2 separate regions of the Homo sapiens genome follow, and region 1 is linked to region 2. Evidence: read pairs that join two places in POLR2A ChIA-PET (ENCODE). Cell type or tissue: PC-9. All regions are shown on one strand. Each heading gives the region's core, and the rest is flanking DNA. Links, peaks and the distances in the headings are about the cores only. Region 1 holds the start of DPH7 (diphthamide biosynthesis 7). Region 2 overlaps CACNA1B (calcium voltage-gated channel subunit alpha1 B).

Evidence for each region. ChIA-PET counts read pairs that join two places held together with the same protein. Peaks named below come from ENCODE experiments on the same cell type or tissue, not always from the same donor. Only the 100,000 strongest peaks of a DNase experiment are listed, where the experiment ranks them.
Region 1: POLR2A ChIA-PET joins it to region 2 with 12 read pairs; 2 of 35 experiments call an interaction of 5 or more read pairs at or near these places.

What each region holds. Positions count from the first base shown.
Region 1 is chr9:137,574,905-137,584,948 of GRCh38, reverse strand. It overlaps DPH7 (diphthamide biosynthesis 7), which reads left to right and starts at 6,024. Exons shown (of 9, transcript NM_138778.5): 1 at 6,024-6,324; 2 at 7,346-7,479; 3 at 8,782-8,869. The coding sequence starts at 6,172. ZMYND19 (zinc finger MYND-type containing 19) reads left to right here. Exons shown (of 6, transcript NM_138462.3): 5 at 1,786-1,966; 6 at 2,263-2,868. The coding sequence ends at 2,406. RefSeq lists enhancers at 5,619-5,678, 4,773-5,744, 8,479-9,288, 9,218-9,512 and a silencer at 5,929-6,338. In PC-9, for the core only: CTCF peaks have their summits at 2,372, 2,573, 5,719 and 5,919 (motif pointing right); DNase peaks (open chromatin) are centred at 5,998 and 6,328; H3K4me3 peaks cover 2,336 bases; H3K27ac peaks cover 759 bases.
Region 2 is chr9:138,086,254-138,096,297 of GRCh38, reverse strand. All of the region lies in intron 36 of CACNA1B (calcium voltage-gated channel subunit alpha1 B), which reads right to left. Among named protein-coding and RNA genes, the nearest start is that of FAM157B, 130 kb to the left of the region's middle. In PC-9, for the core only: no CTCF peak of the experiment used is centred there; no DNase peak of the experiment used is centred there; H3K27me3 peaks cover 1,805 bases.

The DNA of each region.
Region 1 (10,044 bases), core at 1,063-9,062, 510 kb after region 2:
AAGGTCAATTTGGCTGAAACAAAAATAGGGTACATTTTGGTATCCTGACTGAAATGTGGAGAGCCAGGGATGCTGCTGCCTCCAGCTCTGCGCCCCCACTCCCGGCTCCTCTCTGGGAGGCGGCATGGGCACTACCTAGCACTTGCGGACTGAAGCAGGCACCCTGTTCTAGTGGTGTCTGGGGAAGCCCTGGGATGAACTGTAGTTAGCTTGCTTAGAATCACTTTTCTACATGAAAAGGGAAGGGGAAGGGGAAGGCGTGCTTGGCAGGCAGAGCAGCATCTGTAGCATCTCCTCCTGCGTTGTCCCACATTGATACATGCTCAGTGTTGATGCTGGGATGGGCCCTTCCCAACTCCGCAAGTTCGCCCGCTGCTCACCACTCCACCTGGCAATGCCTTCTGTCCCTGCCATGGTGCGGGTCATTTCAGCCGGTTCTCAACAAGACTCAGGGTCCGGCCAGCCTGTGACTGAATGTTACCTTGAATCCTCTCAGCACCCTTTATAATCAGGAGAGGAGATAACTGCCGTTAAGAACAGCCGTTTGGAAAGGGGGTGTTGGGCTGATGCTCCTGGTCAGCCCATTCTCTGTGGGCACGGCAGGATGCCCATTCTCTGAGGGCACAGCAGGACGAGTTGCGCTGGGGCTGCTGCCTTACACAACCCCCTGCTACAGGAGGTGGGCCTGGGGTGGCTCAGGACTGATCAGGCTCAGCCATCTTTGGTTTGCCAACATGGGGTTTTAGAACCCAGCAGGTGTTGGGCCTCTTGTGCTGGGTCAGCACCCCAGGCCCCGAGCAGAAGTCAGAGCTGGCCAGTGTGGGCCTGACATCCTGTCTGGCTGGGTGCTGTGTGTCCGTCTGGATCCTGGTCTGTGGCCTCCTGTGATCCAGCTCTTTGTGGTGGGGTCACCCTGTCTTTGTTGACTGGCTGGGTGCTGTGCGTCCGTCTGGATCCCAGTCTGTGGCCTCCCTGTGGTCCGGCTCTTTGTGGTGGGGTCACCCTGTCTTTGTCAGGCCTGGGCTATTGCTTTGCTTTCCTGGCACTGTGTCAGCTCAGCCCCCACAAAAGGGGCCTCTTGGCAAAGGGGTGTTTTCCTGTTCTGTCTTCAGAAGCCAGCAGTGTCTGAAACTTGCCTCTGTCTGGTGGGACCTCACCAACATCTTCCCATGTCCTGATCCTTCCCCGTTTTAACCAAGTCTCCTCAGGGTCTGGCTTCGGAGAACGGGGTTGGTGGGGTGGTTTATGCAGCTTCTTTACTCCGTGATGCAGCAGGGCTGGGGCTGCCCACGCTTGCCTCTGAGCAGCCAGTGCACATGCCTTTGAGGCTCCGTTCTTGGTAGAACTCTCCCGTTGTAGGCATCTGGCCTACTCAAGCAGGAGGAGTTTTTAGACGGACGTAGGGCAGCTCCCGGTATGGAAGGGGAAGTGGACCGACGGGGCAGTAATGGGCACCTCTGCAGGTCAAGGGCAAGGAGAGGGGCCGCCTCGCTTTGCACAGGGGCCTGACCTGGGCCCTGTCTCCTGCCTACTGTGTGCCTGTCAGTCCCAGGTGCTGGGGAGAGGGTGATAGATGAGGCCATGCTTACGGGTTAGTGGGAAGATGAGACACAATATTTACTGTCAGGTGGTGAAAAGCACATGCAGCAGGGATGGGCCAAAGGAGACTCAAACTCGGGCTGGGTGTCCTGGGCAGGATGGCACTCTATGGAGTCATTGCATCGTCTGCTGTGTGCTGGCCCCGTTTGGCCAGAGTGCACTCAAGTGTCTGCTTCTTTCTTTAAGGGAGCAAAGCTTGTATTGGCTTGCAATTCAGCAGCTGCCTACAGACCCTATAGAAGAACAGTTTCCTGTCCTAAATGTGACCCGGTATTATAATGCCAACGGGGATGTAGTGGAAGAGGAGGAGAACTCTTGCACCTACTATGAGTGCCACTACCCTCCCTGCACAGTGATTGAGAAGCAGGTGGGTGTGCTGCAGTGCGGTCGCGTCCCTGGCACCTCTACCCTGTAGCCCAGCCTTGGTTTGGGATCTTGCCCTCCACCGCGGGGTCCCATTCCCCAGAGACCGCTTAGCACCTCTTGGGCTTTTCCACCAGAGTGGTCTCCCTTTGCCCTTGTGCTGGCCTGACCAGGGCCCAGGCCCTCCAGCCTTGGTACGTGGTGTTTTGCTGGGTCCGTCAGATTGTCCGTAAGACGCAGCCTTTGCCCCACACTGCGTCCCAGGCATGATGGTGAAGCCACAGGTGTTCTGTATTTCAGCTCCGGGAGTTCAACATCTGTGGGCGCTGCCAGGTGGCCCGGTACTGCGGCTCCCAGTGCCAGCAGAAGGACTGGCCTGCCCACAAGAAGCACTGTCGGGAGAGGAAGCGTCCCTTCCAGCATGAGCTTGAGCCAGAGCGATGACGGGCAGGGGAGCCACACATACTCACAGCCCCCGGGCTCTACCCTGGGCACAGCAGAGACAGACTGGTGGTTGAACCTGGAGGTGCCAAAAAAGCCAGCTGCGGGCCCAGGACAGCTGCCGTGAGACTCCCGATGTCACAGGCAGTCTGTGTGGTTACAGCGCCCCTCAGTGTTCATCTCCAGCAGAGACAACGGAGGAGGCTCCCACCAGGACGGTTCTCATTATTTATATGTTAATATGTTTGTAAACTCATGTACAGTTTTTTTTGGGGGGGAGGCAATGGGAAGGGTAGAAATTACAAATAGAATCATTTGCTGTAATCCTTAAATGGCAAACGGTCAGGCCACGTGACTAAAAACTGTCCTGTTGTCGAAGCTTCTCCCCTGGGCCGCCGGGAGCCCCGTGGAGCGCGGCCTGCACGGGAGTTGTGTCCACAAAGGCAAAGTAAAGGGGTGGAATCATCTGGCCTCTCGGACATTCTCTGCTCCGCCTCCCTCTTGTGCTGCTTAGGGTGAGGTCATTTTGAGTGGAGCCGAGTCCTTGTGGGTGAGGCAGGAGGACCCTTGTTCCTGGTGGGCCCTTCTGAGGAGCGGGTGAGCTCAGACCTTCCTGAGTCCAGCAGGGAGTATGAGTGAGACTCTGTCCTTGTCTTGCGGCAGGAGTGGTGGGGTTGCTAAGTCAGCTGCCCGCTGTTTTATGGGGAGTAGGATGCTCTCGCCCCTGACATTGGTTAGTTCTTGCCTGATTTATGCATGAAGTGGCTGGGAGCTCAGCAGTGAGCTTCTGCCCAGAAGAATCCACAGGGCATGTTCAGCAGGCCTGCTGCAGATGGTGGAGGGGGCTGGCCAGCCAGGGTGAGGTGAGGGTCTCACTTCTCCGTCCGTCTGCAGGGCTGTGGTTTCCAGGATAGCCCTCCCTCTCCTTGGGGAGCCCCAGGTGTCTGGGGCTGGTCAGCATCTTGTACCCATAGAGCTGCCCCAGGGAAACATGCCAGGCTGTGTGGCTGGGATCCTGCCTGTCTCCAGGTGCGCCCAGCCAGAGGCCTTGCTTCTTGGGAGCTGGAAGCCTGGCCAGTCCGACTCTGACCTGTCTGGTCTGGTCCGGTCCGACCCTGTGTTGGTCCCACAGGTTGCTGCTACACTTTCCCTTCTTGAAGCTCCACTGCCATGTTCCAGGACACCCTGTGTGTTCTCATTGCTGCCCCTGGCTGGGCTGGCTTTTGTCTGTAAGCAAAACTTCCAGTACCTTTTCTGGCAGTACCCTGGGGGCTCCTGAAGAACAGGACTGCTGAAAATGGGTGATATCAACAAACTCCGCAGGATTTCCTGGAGCTTAGAGAACTGCATGTGCCCACATCAGGCCCTGAGAAGCCCCCTTAGCTGCTGCAAAGGTTGGGGACATTTTTTGCTGAGTAGGTGAAAGCTGCCAGGGAGGGGGACATATGTGTCCCTAGAGATGGCGGGTCAGCAGGTTGGGGTTTGGGGCAGTCTTCAGGCCTGGAGCCCCGAGTGCCCTCAGGCAGCCTGCTTTCAGATAGAGTCTGAGGATGAGCACGGAGTGCAGGGGTCCCCTTTACCTGCATCCAGGGGTGTGGCCATGTTGCCCCTGACCAGCAGGGCTGCTTTGTTTGGCAGTCATTCATCAGAAAAGTGCACTGAAAGAAGCGCCCAGGGCCTCCCACCTGTGAGACACCACGCTGGGGAAGGGGGCGGTGCAGGTTCTAGGTTTGCATGTGGCAGCTCCTCCAGGCCTCACCCCAGCAGGTGGCACCGTGAGGGTGGGACGGGCCCCACCACTGCTTCCCTCTCACCTGATACCCAATCCTCTGGTCATCTTTCCCGTTCCGTGGCCCCGACTTCTTGGTCTTCGTAGCCAGGTATCTAAGACGTCCTGTGAGGACATCCAGATGGCTGCAATGTGGGGCTGCTTCTAAAGCTTGTTTGGAGTGTGGTGTGTTGGGATGCGCACCTGGTCACTCTCCCTCCCCCGCAGAGGTGTGTGGTTGAGGCCCTTTTGGAATGCCCTGCTGCCTTCCTGGCCAGCCTTTTCTGCGCCTCTGTCTCTGTGGTGGTCTGAGCTGTTGGCTCTCTGCCATGTCTTTAGCCACAGCCCTGCTTGAAGCCCTGAGGCTGAATACCCAGGCACCCGTATATTTCAGTCAAGTCCGCCTTAGCTTCCTGGAGCTGCCGCAACAAAGCAGCGCGAGCTGTGCAGCCTGAAGCAGCGGGAATTCACAGTCTAGGCTCTGGAGGCCGGAGTCTCAGATGAAGGCGCAGGCAAGGGCCCTCAGGTGCGGACGCCTCCTCCCTGCCAGGTGCCTTGCCTGCCTCCCTGTGCTCTGCACAGCAATGGCCCTGCAAGTCTTCTGCATCAGCTTTCTCTTCTGCGGACTCCTGCTCCTCTGGGTCAGGGCCCACGCCTGCTGCTTCTGAGAGCCCCTGTTTGTTAAGGATGCTCTCTGAGGTGCTGGGGTCTTCAGTCCATTGTTTTTTGGGGGGCACAGTTCAACCTGTAACGGCCCAAGGGGTTCTTCCTGCCCGCTGCACACATTCAGACCGTGGATTGCAATAAAGAAAAAAAGTTTAGGGCCGGGCGCAGTGGCTCACACCTGTAACCCCAGCACTTTGGGAGGCCGAGGCGGGTGGATCACGAGGTCAGAAGATCGAGACCATCCTGGCTAACACGGTGAAACCCCGTCTCTACTAAAAATACAAAAAATTAGCTGGGCGTGGTGATGCGCGCCTGTAGTCCCAGCTACTGGGGAGGCTGAGGCAGGAGAATGGCTTAAACCCGGGAGGCGGAGCTTGCAGTGAACTGAGATCGCGCCACTGCACTCCAGCCTGGGTGACAGAGCAAGACTCCGTCTCAAAAAAAAAAAACAAAAAAATTAATAGACACGGGCCGGCCAGGCCACATGTGAGATGGAGTTCGTCCTCAGATCATCTTGTCCAAAGCTCCTAGGTTAGGGGTTTTTTCAAAGGCAGTTTTGGGGGAGGGGGGCGGCGGCCAGGCGACTGGTGCTGATAATCATAGGGGTCGGAGCCGTCCACCTGCTGAGCCGCTTCTGGGGGGTCCTGATGCAGCCACGGGTGTCAGACAAGCAAAGACCCTGGAAGGCGGTCTCTGAGGGGCAGCTCCGCCATGGCGGGTTCACAGGAGGCAGGCAGAGCGCGCCTGCGGCCTCGGGGTGCTGGGCTTAGTGGGGCGCGGGCTCCTCATCAGCTTTACGAAGGCGTTGATTCCGGGGCAAGGCCTGTCATGGAAACTGCAGCCTAAATGTTAAGTCAGCGCGGCCCGATGGCCAGGAGTAACCGGGAGGGCGCCACGGGGTGCGCTACCGCAGCTCGCTGTTGGGGTTTTTCTCAGTGATAGAAATTTTGCAGAGGCGGCTTCAAACCTACGGCTCTGTCACTAACTTGCCGTCTCCAAACCTGCTTTGTGGAGGAGCGGATTTCCCGAAGCCTTCGGTCTCTACGGCCCCGCAGGGAGCAGCGCGTCTGACGCCTGAAGCCCGCCGCGGTCAGCCGGCCGACAGGGGGCGTGGGAGCCTGGCTTCCCAGGGGCGTCCACGGAGGCCAAGGCCCTGCCGGATGTCCCGCCCCGGCACCCCGGAAGGAGTCGCGAGAGAGGCGGCCCGCGCTGACGGTGTCCCTGGGGCTCTGCGCTCGTCCGGCCGGCCCCGGCCTCGCCGCCCCGCGCAGTACCCAGCCCGGCCCCGCCGACCCGCCTCTACTGCCGGCTCCGCGCCCTTCCCCGAGGGCTGGATGATGGGCTGTTTCGCCCTGCAAACGGTGGACACCGAGCTGACCGCGGACTCGGTGGAGTGGTGCCCGCTGCAAGGCTGCAGGCACCTGCTGGCGTGCGGGACCTACCAGCTGCGGCGGCCGGAGGACCGGCCTGCCGGCCCCCAGAACAAGGTGCGCGCGCCGCGGCTTCGGGAGGGGAGGGCGGGGCCGGCCACGAGGTTGAGGCCGAAAGGCGCACCGAATCGCCCAGGAGATGAAGAGGGGATATTGGCCCTTTGGCCAGGAGGTAGGCTGGAAACAGTTTAGAATCTTTTTAAAAAAATTGTTCTCGGCCGGGCGCAGTGGCTCACGCCTGTAATCCCAGCACTTTGGGAGGCCGAGGCGGACGGATCACGAGGTCAGGAGATCGAGACCATCCTGGCTAACATGGTGAAACCCCGTCTCTACTAAAAAAATACAAAACAATTAGCCGGGCGTGGTGGCGGCGCCTGTAGTCCCAGCCACTCGGGAGGCTGAGGCAGGAGAATGGCGTGAACCCGGGAGGCAGAGCTTGCAGTGAGCCGAGATCGCACCACTGCATTCCAGCCTGGGCGATACAGCAAGACTACATCTCAAAAAAAAGAAATTACTTTTTTCTGAGACAAGGTCTTGCACTGTCACCCAGGCTGGAGTGCAGCCTCGGACTCCAGGGCTCAGGGCATCCTCCCGCCTCAACCCCCTGAGTAGCTGGCACCACAGGCACGAGCCACCGCCCCCGGCCAACTTTAAAATCTTGAGAGCAGAACGTCTTCTATATACAGGTGTGGCCCAAGGGAATGGGTGGAATGTACAGTAAAGAGAAAGTGGGAATTATATCTTAACTTCTGGTGGGTACATATTAGGATCCAAATTGGGCACTGGAACAACAGGCGTAAGTCAGGACTGTCCCAGGCAAACTGGGTTCTGTGGTTACCCTAGCCATAGCTGGTCCCTGTTGGCCGGTTTAGAAGGAGCCTTCTCTACTGGGTCCAGGAGTGTTCACCTACTCATTAATAGACGTTTCTCCAGCTCAGAAAACCAGAGGTTCTCCTTCCAGGCAGAATTCCACTCCTTTAGTCATGGCAAACCTTTGAGTTCCTTGGATCCCTTTTCCCATCCTTTGGGTTCCTTCGTGTCTTGGGATAATCAGAGACTACCTCTGCATTTTTTGTAGGGTGGAATGGAAGTTAAGGAGCCTCAGGTCCGTTTAGGCCGTCTCTTCCTGTACAGTTTCAATGACAACAACTCTATTCACCCTCTGGTCGAGGTCCAAAGAAAAGATACTTCTGCAATCCTGGACATGAAATGGTATAACTGTGATAATCCCACTGGGTGTAGAATTTGTCATGAGTAGCAATCAGGGAAGCCTGATGCCTGATGCCTTCAACAAGACAGGCATTGCATCTCAACTTTGGATTTGTTTCTTTGCTGTCCCGCCTATCTTCCACCTGGGGAGTGCTTTACCTGGGGCTTATTTCCTTTGTCATGTTCCAGCCGGGGAAGTGATGGGAGTTTTCTGACTTCATAACCTGGGGCGTCTTTTGTTTGAGAACACAGTTGTAGGCTCTAGCCCACTTTTGGAGCTGAGATTTAAATGCAGTGGTGTGTGGCATAATTATGTTTTGGTCAACAATGGAGCACGTATACCATGGTGGTGCCTTAACGTAATGGAGATGCCCTATACAGGTGTACCAGTTTTTATCCTTTTTAATTTTTTTTTTTTTGAGGCAGGGTTTTGTTCCGTTGCCCAGGCTGGAATGCAGTCACGTGATCATAGCTCACTGCAGCCTTGAACTCCTGGGCTCAAGCAATTCTCTGTCTCAGCCTCTCGAGTAGCTGAGACTTCAGACTTCAGGTAGATGCCACCATGCCTCTTTTTTTTTTTTTTGAGACGGAGTCTCGCTCTGTCGCCCGGGCTAGAGTGCAGTGGCGCGGTCTCGGCTCACTGCAAGCTCCGCCTCCTGAGTTCACGCCATTCTCCTGCGTCAGCCTCCCTAAGAGCTCGGTCTACAGGCGCCCGCCACCACACCCGGCTTATTTTTTTGTATTTTTAGTAGAGACGTGGTTTCACCATGTTATTAGGATGGTCTTGATCTCCTGACCTCGTGATCCACCCGCCTCAGCCTCCCAACGTGCTGGGATTACAGGCGTGAGCCACGACGCCTGGCCTTACCACACCTCATTTTTGTTTGTTTGTTAGTTTGTAGAAACAGGGTCTTGCTATGTTGCTCAGGCTGGTTTCGAACTCCTTACCTCAAGTCATCCTCCTACCTCAGCTTCCCAAAGTGTTGGGGTTACAAGTGTGAGCCACCATGCCCGGCCACCTGTTTTTTATCCTTTATATTGTATTCTTACTGTATCTTTTCTATGTTTAGATATACAACCACTTCCTGTTGTGTCACACTTGCCTGCAGTAACATGCTGTAAGGTTTGTGGCATAGGAGCAGTGGGCCATACCATATAATCAAGGTGTGTAGTAGGATGTCCCAGCTGGGTTTGCGTGGACTGCAGCCCCGTTGTTAAGGGAAGCGTGACTGTGGTTACCGGGACGCACAGTGCACGCCTGTGCTCCGGGCACATTGGTGTGCTTATGGTGGGCCCTCTCCTCAGGTGTCACATCCCGGTGGCTGGACATGCCCTCTTGGGCTTGGCAGATGCCAGTGGATCCATACAACTGCTCCGCCTGGTGGAATCTGAGGTCAGTGACTTGCACTTGTTCTGTGGGGCAGAAGGGACCTGAATAGAGAGGGTTGGGGAGGAGGCTGTGCTGATACAGACATTTTTCTAAAACGATCTCTCTTCAATGGTGAGCTATATATAAACGTTCTAAGATAATGTGGAGTCTATTTTTAAGTTGTATTGCGTTCTACATCCAACTCCAAGAGGAAGTCACCTCATGTGTCACCAGCAGAAGGGCTGAAGTGACAGGATGTTCATTGACCTGTCAGTGGATCTGAAAGTTCTCTAAGGAGAGCCTGGGCAAGCATTCTTAGGTTGATGCTGGGGCCCAGAGTAGCAGTGAGCATCCTGTGTGAAGATGGCATTTCTCACTGATTATTGGAAAAGCACGTGAGTCCTGTGTGAATTTTTCCGAGTTTCTCACAGTGCTCTGGAGCCATGCATTAACAAAGTGACTTCATCTGATAGCTGTCGGGGAGGAGAACGGGGATGTCCCGTAGTGGGGTGATGTAAACAGCCTGAAACCACGCCCTCACTCCGATGCAGATGCTGCAGGCGGGGCTGGGCCAACCGAGGGCCTGTGTAGGAAAAGGCCTTGCTTAAGGCAGCTTAGAGCAGTTGCCCTGTCTTAGAAAGGAGGGAAAGAGCAGCCACAGGAAAGCTGTGGGCCCAAGGGAGGAGTGCATGAACCCAGGAAAGGGCTTTGGTACAGCAGCCTGCTGGGAGCAGGGATGGAGTTAAGCACTGGCCAGGCTGTTTAGGAAATGAAATTTATATAGATCTGCATAAAGAGCAACCACGTTCTCATGGCTGCTCGCGGCTTCTGAAGTGGAAACCAGAGGAGTTTCCCCATTGTCTCTGTCTCGGGAGGCGAGTGTTCCAGTGGCCCTGGAGGCCTGGGGTGGGAAACTGTGTGTGCCACTGTGGTCTGGAGCCTGCACAGGCATCTCGACAGCATCTAGGAGCGCAAGGATGGCAAGGGGGTGTGAAAGGGAGGGAGACCATGCCCCAAGATCAAGCCTGTGGGAAAGTTGTCCTGCAAGTGTGAGGAGTGTGAGCTCCAGTGTCCCCAGGTCTTCTCGGGGCCCCTAGCAGGGGTTTCAGTGTTAGGTGGAGGTGTGACTCAGTGACTGATGTACTTCATTCGCATAGGTTGTAAATGAGGGAACGATGACTTCCCTGCAGGAGAGGAAA
Region 2 (10,044 bases), core at 148-8,147:
AATCCACATGCTAGTGTCTTGCCCTATTTCAGGCCCCGGAGTTTCCTGTCCATGACCCTCCCTCCCTTCCTCTCTGTGATCACATTGTCTTTCCCTCTCAGACTGGCCTTCCATGAAATCCGTGACGTGCAGTTAACAGTTTGGACTCTACGGGCCAACAATTTGGGTTCTTATTTTAAAATTAAGTTTAAAGTCCCACAACATACAATTACCCATTTTAAAATGTACAGTTCAGGGGCATTTAGTGTATTCACAATATTGTGCAACCATCTCTCTCGTTTCAAAACTTTTTTCGTCGTTCCCGAAGAATACCTCATACACATTGGGTAATCACCACCCCAATCCCCGCCCCCCCAACCCCCTGGCAACCACCAATCTCCTTTCTGTTTCTATGGCTTTGTCTATTCTGGAATTTCACATAAAGGAATCACACAATATGATTTGATGTCTGGCTTCTTTCACTTAGCTTAATGTTTTCAAGGTTCATCCATATTGTAGTATCTATTAGTACTTCACTTCTTTTTATGGCTGAATAACATTCCAGTGGTAATACACCACATTCATTCACTGATAGGCATTTGGGTTGTTTCTGCCTTTTGACTATTATGATTCATGTTGCCATAAACATTCATGTACAAGTTTCTATGCAGATACATCTTTTCATTTCTCTTGGGTATATACCTAGGAGTGAAATTACTGGGTCATATGGTAATTCTATGCTTCATTTTTTTTTAGGAACTGCCAAACTTCTTCCATAGCAGCTGGTGCATTTTACATTCCTACTGGCAATGTACAACAGTTCCTCCTTCTCCACATCCTTGTCGACACTTGTTATTTTCAATTTTTAGAAAAATTATTGTTATAGCTGTCATGGTGGATGTAAAGAGGTATCTCATTGTAGTTTTGATTTGCATTTCCTTGATGACCAAAGATGTTGAATATCTTTTCATGTGATTGTTTGCCATTTGCATATCTTTTTTAGAGAAATGCCTACTCTTATCCCCTGCCATTTAAAAAATTGAGCTGTTTGGTTTTTTGTTGTTGAGGTGTAGGAGTTCTTTATATATGCTGAATATTAACCCCTTATTAAATATGTGATTTGCAAGTATTTTGTTCTGTACATTGTATTTCCACATATTTGATAATGTCCTTTGACGTACAAAAATTTTAAATTTTGATGTAGTCTAATTTATCTATTTTTTCTTTGGTTGCTTATGATTTTGGTGTCAAATCTAAGAATCCATCACCAATTCTGAGGTCCTGAAGATTTATCCTTTATGTATTCTTCTAATAGTTTCATAATTTTTGCTATTCTATTAGGTTTTTGATTGACTGAGATAATTTTGTATATTGAGTGAGGTAGAGGTCCAACCTCATTCTTTTGCATGTGGATATCCAGTTTTCTCCATATTATTTGTTGAAAAGATTATTCTCTCCCTCACTGAATTATCATGGAAAGAAAGACAATTCTTTCCCCCATTAGCACAACTGTCAAAAGTCAATTGAACACAGATATTTGAGTTTATTGCTGGACTTTCAATTCTACTTAATTGGCCTATGTATCTATCTTTATGCCAGTACCACATTGTTTTGATAACTGTAGCTTTCTAGTACATTTTGAAATTGGGAAATGTGTTGTTGGAATTAGTTTGCTAGTATTTTTGTTGATGATCTTTGGATCAATATTCATAAGGGATATAAGTCTGCAGTTTTCTTTTCTTGTGGCATATTTGACCATGATATAAGGGCAATGCTGGCCTCACAGAATGTGTTAGGAAGTGTTTCCTCCTCTTGTATATTTGGGAGAAGTTTGAGTGTTCACTTTCTTCTTCTTCTTCTTTTTTTTTTTTTTTTTACTGTAGTAAAGATACATAACAAAAAAATTTCCATTTTAACAATTTTTAAGTGTAGAGGTCAGTGGCATTAAGTATATTCACACTGTTGTGCAACCATGAATACCATCCGTCTCCAAAATTTTCTTCGTATTCCCAAACTGAAACTCTGTATCCATGAAACAATAATTCCTCATCCATCCTCCCCTGGAAACCACCATTCTACTTACTGTCTCGATGAATTTGACTACTATAGGTAACTTATATAAGTGGAATCATACAGTGTCTGTCCTTTTGTGACTAGCTTATTTCACCTAACATAACGTCTTCAAGGTTTATTCACATTGTAGAATGTGTCAGAACGCTCTTCCTTTTTAAGGCTGAATAATTATAGTCCATTGAATGTTCATACATTGTTTACCCATTCATCTGTTGATGGAAACTGGTGTTCCTTTCTCCTTTTGGCTATTGTGAGTAACACTGCTATGAGCATGTGTGGACATATATCTGTTGAAGTCCCTGATTTGATTTCTTTTGGGTCTATACCAAGAGTACAATTACTGGATCATTCTGTAATTCACTTTTACTACTATTTTGAGGAACTATCATACTATTTTCCACACCACCATTTTACAGTCATACCCACCAGTGCACAAGGGTTGAAATTTCTCCACATTTTTGCCAATATTTATTAATTAATTTAATTAATTTATTAGTTTTTTTTTTGAGATGGAGTCTTGCTCTGTCTCCCAGGCTGGAGTGCAGTGGCGTGATCTCAGGTCACTGCAGCCTCCACCTCCCAGGTTCAAGTGATTCTCTGCCTTAGCCTCCTGAGTACCTGGGATTACAAGTGTATGAGACCACACCCAGCTAATTTTTGTATTTTTAGTAGAGCCAGAATTTCACCATGTTGGCCAGGCTAGTCTCAAACTCCTGGCCTCAACTGATCTGCCTGCCTTGGACTCCCAAAGTGCTGGGATTACAGGCCTGAGCTACTGCACCTGGTCTATTTTCTTTTCTTTTCTGTCTTCTTCTTCTTTTTTTTTTTTTTTTTTTTTTTTTGAGACAGAGTCTCACTCTGTAGCCCAGGCATGATCTCGGCTCACTGCAACTTCCATCTCCTGGGTTCAAGCGATTCTCATGCCTCAGCCTCCTGAGTAGCTGGGATTAGACATGTACCACCAGGCCCAGCTAATTTTTGTATTTTTAGTAGAGACAGGGTTTTGCCATGTTGGCCAAGCTGGTCTTGAACTCCTGAACTTAGGTGATCTGTCTACCTCGGCCTCCAAAAGTGTTGAGATTATAGGTGTGAGCTACTGCACCTGGCCTATTCTCTTTTCTTTTTCTATCTTTTTTTCTTTAGTAATACCAATTCTACTGGGTGTGAAGTGGTATTTCACTGTGGTTTTGATTTGCATTTCCCTAATTATTAGTGATGTTGAATATTTTTTCATGTGCTTATTGGTCATTGTATTTGGAGAAATGGATATTAATCACTTGTCAGATGAATAGTTTGCAATATTTTCTCTGATTCTGCAAGTTGTCTTGTCACTCTGTTGATTATTTCACTGGCTGTGCAGGAGCTTGTTGCAGGAAGTCAGGGACCCTGAACGGAGGGACCGGCTGAAGCCACGGCAGAAGAACATAAATTGTGAAGATTTCATGGACATTTGTTAGTTCCCCAAATTAATACTTTTATAATTTCTTATGCCTGTCTTTACTGCAATCTCTGAACATAAATTGTGACGATTTCATGGACATTTATCACTTCCCCAATCAATACTCTTATAATTTCCTATGCCTGTCTTTACTTTAATCTCTTAATCCTGTCATCTTCGTAAGCTGAGGATGTATGTCACCTCAGGACCCTGTGATGATTGCGTTATCTGTACAAATTGTTAGTAAAACATGTGTGTTTGAACGATATGAAATCTGGTCATCCTAAAAAAGAACAGGATAACAGCGATTTTCAGGGAACAAGGGAGATAACTATAAGGTCCGACTGCCTGCAGGGCTGGGCAGAACAGAGCCATATTTCTCTTCTTGCAGAAAGCGAATAGGAGAAATATTGCTGAATTCTTTTCCCAGCAAGGAATAACCCTGGGAAAGGAATGCATTCCCAGGGGTAGGCCTACAGACTGCTGCTCTGGGATTGTGTGCCTTATGTGGTTGACGACCAGGGATGAAATACGCCCTGGTCTCCTGCAGTGCCCTCAGGCTTGCTGGGATTAGGAAACTTCAGCCTGGCAAATTCTAGTCAGACCGGTTGTCTGCTCTCAAACCAGGTTTCCTGTTAAGATGTTTATCAAGACAATGAGTGCCTAGTGGGACATGGAACCTCATCAGTAATTCTAATTTCACCCTGGCCTTGTGATCTTGCTCTGCCTCTCTGCCCTTGTGATCTTTTATTGCCCTTTGAAGCATGTGCTCTTTGTGTCTTACTCCCTGTTTGTACCCCTCTCCCCTTTTGAAATCCCTAATAAAAACTTGCTGGTTTTGCAGTTCAAGGGGCATCACAGAACCTACCAATAGGTGATGTCACCCCCGGAGGCCCAGCTGTAAAATTTCTCTCTTTTGTACTCTTTCTCTTTATTTCTCAGACCAGCCGACACTTAGGAAAAATAGAAAAGAACCTATGTTGAAATACTGGGGGCTGGTTCCCCCCATAGGAGCTATTTACTTATTTTTACTTATTCAGTTCCTTTTTTTAAATTCAATCCCTTTGCCCATTTCTTTCTTATAAATTTTTGTTTTGCTTTCATTATTTTTTTAATTGACATGTAATAATTGCATATATTTATGGGGTACAGTATAATATTTTGATACATGTATACAAATGTGTAATGATCAAATCACAGTAATTAGCATATCCATCACCTCAAACACTTATTTCTGTGTTGGGAGCATTCAAAATTTGCTCTCCTATTTGAAAATATTTGAAATATTTGAAAATATTCAACAAACTGTTGTTAATTATAGTCACCCTACAGTGATACAGAAGACTCAAACTTATTTCACCTGTCTAGCTGTACTTTTGTATCCGTTCACCAACCTTTGGCTATCCCCCATCCTCCTAACCTTCCCTGCCTCTAGTAACCACTATTCCACTCTCCACTTCTATGAGAGCAATTTTTTTTTAGCTTCCACATATGAGTGAGAACATGCAATATTTATCTTTCTGTGCCTGACTTATTTACCTTAACATAATGACCTCCAAGCTCATCCATGTTGCCACAAGCGGCAGAATTTCATTCTTTTTATGGCTAAATAGTATTCCATTGTGTATAAGGAAAATATTTTAAAAATCCATTCATGTGTGGATGGACACTTAAGTTGATTCCATATCTTGGCTACTGTGAATAGTATGGCAATAAACATGAGAGCCCAGATATCTCTGACATAATTGATTTCCCTCCGTTTGGATATATACCCAGTAGTGGAATTGCTAGATCACACACAGTAGTTCTATTTTCAGTTTTTTGAGGAGGCTTCCTACCAAGAGTGTATAAGAGTTCTCCTTTCTCTCCATTCTCATGAGTATTTGTTATTTTTTTTGTGTGTTTTTGATAACAGCCATTCTAACTGGGGTGAGATGGTATCTCACTGTGGTTTTGATTTGCATTTCCCTGATGATTAGAGATGTTGAGCACTTTTTCTTATACCAGCTGGCCATTTGTATGTCTTCTTTTGAGAGATGTCTATTCAGTTCATTTGCCCATTTATTAATCTGATTTTTTTTTTTTTTTTTTTTTTTTTTTTTTTTTGCTGATGGGTTGAGTTTCACCTTGTATATTTTGGATATTAATAGCTTGTCAGATAAATAGTTTGCAATATTTTCTCTGATTCTGCAAGTTGTCACTCTGTTGATTATTTCATTGGCTGTGCAGAAGCTTTTTACTGAAATGCAACCCCATTTGTCTATTTGTGCTTTGGTTGCCTGTGCTCTTGAGGTCTTCTCCATACAATTTTTGCCCAGACCAATATCCTGAAGTGTTTTCCCTGTATTTTATTCTAGTAGATTCATGGTTTTGAGTCTTACATTTAAGTCTTTGATCCATTTTGAGTTGGCTTTTGTAAATAGCGAGAGATAGGGGTTGAGCTGCATTTTTCTGCATGTGGATATCTAGTTTCCCTACCATCGTTTATTGAAGAGACTGTCCTGCTCCAATAAATGTTCTTGGTGCTTTTGTTAAAAATCAGTTGGCTGTAAATACAAATACTTATTTCTGAGTTCTCTATTCTATTCCATTGGTCTATGTTTCTGTTTTTATGCCAGTACCATGCTGTTTCAAAGTTTGGTAGTGTGATGCCTCCAGCTTTCTTCTTGTTGCTCAAGATTATTTAAGCTATCCAGGGTCTTTTGTGGTTCTGTATTAATTTTAGGATTTTTTTTATATTTCTATGAAGAATGTCATTGGTATTTTGATAGGGATTGCATTAAATCTGCATGGTCCTTTTCACAATATTAATTCTTCCAATCCATGAGCATCAAATGTCTTTCTATTTTTTGTGTGTCCTCTTCAGTATCTTTCATCAATGTTTTATAGTTTTCTTTGTAGAGATCTTTCACTTCCTTAGTTATTTCTTTTGTAACTATTGTAAATGAGACTGATTTCTTTTCTGCTAGTTTGTTGTTGGTATACAGACACACTACTGATTTTTGTACATTGATTTTACTGAATTACTTTATGAGTTCTAAGGATTTTTTGGTGGAGCTTTTAGGGTTTTCTATATATAAGACATGTTGTCTGCAAACAGGAACAATTTGACTTCCTTCTTTCCAGTTTGGATGCGGCTTATTTTTTTTCTTACATAACTGCTCTGGCTAGAACTTCCAGTACTATGTTGAATAAAAGTTGTGAAAGTGGGTATCCTTTCTTGTTGTAGATCTTTTCCCCATTCAGTATGATGTTGGCTGTGGGTTTGTCATATACAACCTTTATTGTGTTGAGGTATCTTCCAACCTAACTTGTTGAGTTTTCACTATGAAGGGATGTTGAATTTTATCAAATATTTTTTTCTGTGTCTATTGAGATGATAATATTGTTTTTGTCCTTCATTCTGTTGATGTAATGTATTATGTTGATTACTGGTTTACTTATGTTGAACCATCCTTACATCCCAGGAATAAATCCCATTTGATCACAGTGAATTAAAATGTGCTGCTGGATTCAGTTACTACTAATTACTACAAAATACTATTTTTCTTGAGAATTTTTCCATCTACGATCATCAGAAATATTGGCCTATAGTTTCCTTTTTCTTTCTAGTGTTTTTTGTTTTTGTTTCTGTTTCTGCTGTGTCCTTCTCTGGTTTTTATATTAGGGTAATGCTAGTCTTGTAGAATGAGTTTAGAAGAATTCCCTCCTCTTCAATTTTCTAGAAGAGCTTGAGAAGAACAGGTGTTAGTTCTTCTTTAAATGTTTGGCAGAATTCTCTAGTGAAGCACCCTGGGCTTTTCTTTGATGGGATTTTTTTTTTTTTTTTTTTTTTTTTTTTTTTTTTTGAGACGGAGTTTTGCTCTTGTTGTCCAGGCTGGAGTGCAATGGCGCGATCTCCGGTCACTACAACCTCTGCCTCCCAGGTTCAAGAAAGTCCCCTGCCTCAGCCTCCTGAGTACTTGGGACCACAGGCGTGCACCACCACGCCTGGCTAATTTTTTTTTTTTGTATTTTAGTAGAGACGGGGTTTCACTATGTTGGCCAGGATGGTCTCGATCTCCTGACCTCATGATCTGCCTGCCTTGACCTCACAAAGCGCTGGGATTACAAACGTAAGCCACCATGCCCGGCCGATGGGAGATTTTTAAATTACAGATTCAATCTCATTACAGTAATTGGTCTGTTCAGGTTTTCTTTTCTCCTTGGTTCAATCTTGGTGGGTTCCATGCATCCAGGAATTTATCCATTTCCGCTAGGTTTTCTAATGTGTTGGTGTACAGTTGTTCATAATAGTCACTAATGATCCTTTGTATTTCTATGATATTAGTTGTAATGTCTCCTTTTTTACTTCTGAATTATTTATTTGCATATTTTCTTGCTTAATCTAGCTAATGGTTTGTCAATTATCTTTTCAAAAAAACAATTTTTTTTTTTTTGAGACAGAGTCTGGCTTTGTCACCCAGGCTGGAGTGCAGTGGCATAATCTCGGCTCACTGCAACTTCCGCCTCCTGGGTTCAAGCAATTCTCCTGCCTCAGCCTCCCAAGTAGATGGGCTTACAGGTGCCCGCCAACATAACTGGCTAATTTTTATACTTTTAGTAGAGATGGGGTTTCACCATGTTGGCCAGGCTGGTCTTGAACTCCTAACCTCAAGTGATCCACTTGCCACGGCCTCCCAAAGTGCTGGGATTACAGGTGTGAGCCACCGCACCTGGCTATATTTTCATTTCGTTGATCTTTTGTAATGTTTTCATCTCAATATTGTTTCTTTTTGCTCTTGTTCTGATCTTTATTATTTTTGTTCCTCTACTAATTTTCGGCCTGGTTTGGGTTTTATTCCTAGTTCCTTGAGATGCATCATTAAGTCATTTATTTGAAATCTTTGTGTGTTTCTGATGTAGGCTTTTATTGCTATAAAATTCCCATTTCATACTGCTTTTACTGTATCCCATAAGTTTTGGCATGCTATGTTTCTTCTCCACCTACCCTGCCCCTGGTTCAAGTTATCATGACATGTGTTTCTATTTTTATTGTTTCAATATTTTTTTCTTCTCTTTTTCTGTCTTTTTTTTTTTTTTTTTTTTTTTTTTGAGACGGAGTCTCACTCTGTCACCAGGCTGGAGTGCAGTGGTATGATCTCGGCTCACTGCAACCTCCGCCTCCTGGGTTCAAGCAATTCTCCTGCCTCCGCCTCCCAAGTAGCTGGGACTACAGGCGCGTGCTACCACACACGGCTAATTTTTGTATTTTTAGTAGAGACGGGGTTTCACCATGTTGGCCAGGATGGTGTCGATCTCTTGACCTCGTGATCCACCCACCTCGGCCTCCCAAAGTGCTGGGACTACAGGCGTGAGCCACTGTGCCCAGGCTTCTTTTTCTCTTTTCTTTTTTTTCTTTTTCTTTTTTTTTTTTTTTTTTTGAGACAGAGTCTTACTCTGTCACCCAGACTGGAGTGCAGTGGTGCAATCTTGGCTCACTGCAAACTCTGCCTCCCAGGTTCAAGTGATTCTCCTGCCTCAGCCTCCTGAGTACCTGGGATTACAGGCACCCACCACCATGCCCGCTAATTTTTATGTTTTAAGTAGAGACAGGGTTTCACCATGTTAGCCAGGCTGGTCTCGAACTCCTGACCTCAAATGATCTGCCCGCTTCAGCCTCCCAAAGTGCTGGGATTACAGGCGTGAGCTACTGTGCCAGGCCAAATTGTAAAACTGCCTTCTTAATTTCTTCCTTGGCCCATTTGTCTTTCAGGAGAATGTTAATTTTCATGAATTTGTACAATTTCAAAAGCTCCCCTTGTTACTGATTTCTAGTTTTATTTTATTATTGTTAGAAAAAATACTTGATACAATTTCAATTATTTTACATTTGTTGAGACTTGTTTTGTGGCCTAACATCTGATCTCTCCTAGATTATCTTCCATGTGATGAAGCAGCTAATGTGTACCATGCAATGGTTGGATGAAAAGTTCTGGAAATGTCTGTTAGGTCCATTTGGACTAAAAGGCACTTTAAAGCCAATGTGGGTTTTTTGTTGTTGATTTTCTGTCTAGATGATCTGTTCAATGCGGAGCATAGGGTACGGAAATCCGCAAATGACACTGTGCTGGAATCTATCTCTCTTTTTGGATCTAATAATATTTGTTTTGTATGTCTGGGTGCTCTACTGTTGGGTCCATATATATTGACAATTGTTGTATTTTCTTGCTGAATTGATTCCTTTATCATTATATAATGACATTCCTTGCCCTAAAATTTTTTTTCTTAAAGAGATGGGGTCTTGGTATGTTGCCCAGGCTGGAGTGTAGTGGCTACTCACAGGTGTAATCACAGCACACTACCACCTTGAACTCCTGGACTCAAGCAATCTTTCCACCTCAGCCTCCCAAGTTGCTGGGACTACAAGTATGCACCACCACACTGGGCTTCTTTTCAGAGTTTTTGACTTAAAGCCTGCTTTGTCTGATGTAAGTATAGCACTCCTGCTCAATTTGGTTTCTGTTTACGTGGAGTATGTTTTTCATCCCTTTACTTTCACTCTATATGTGTCC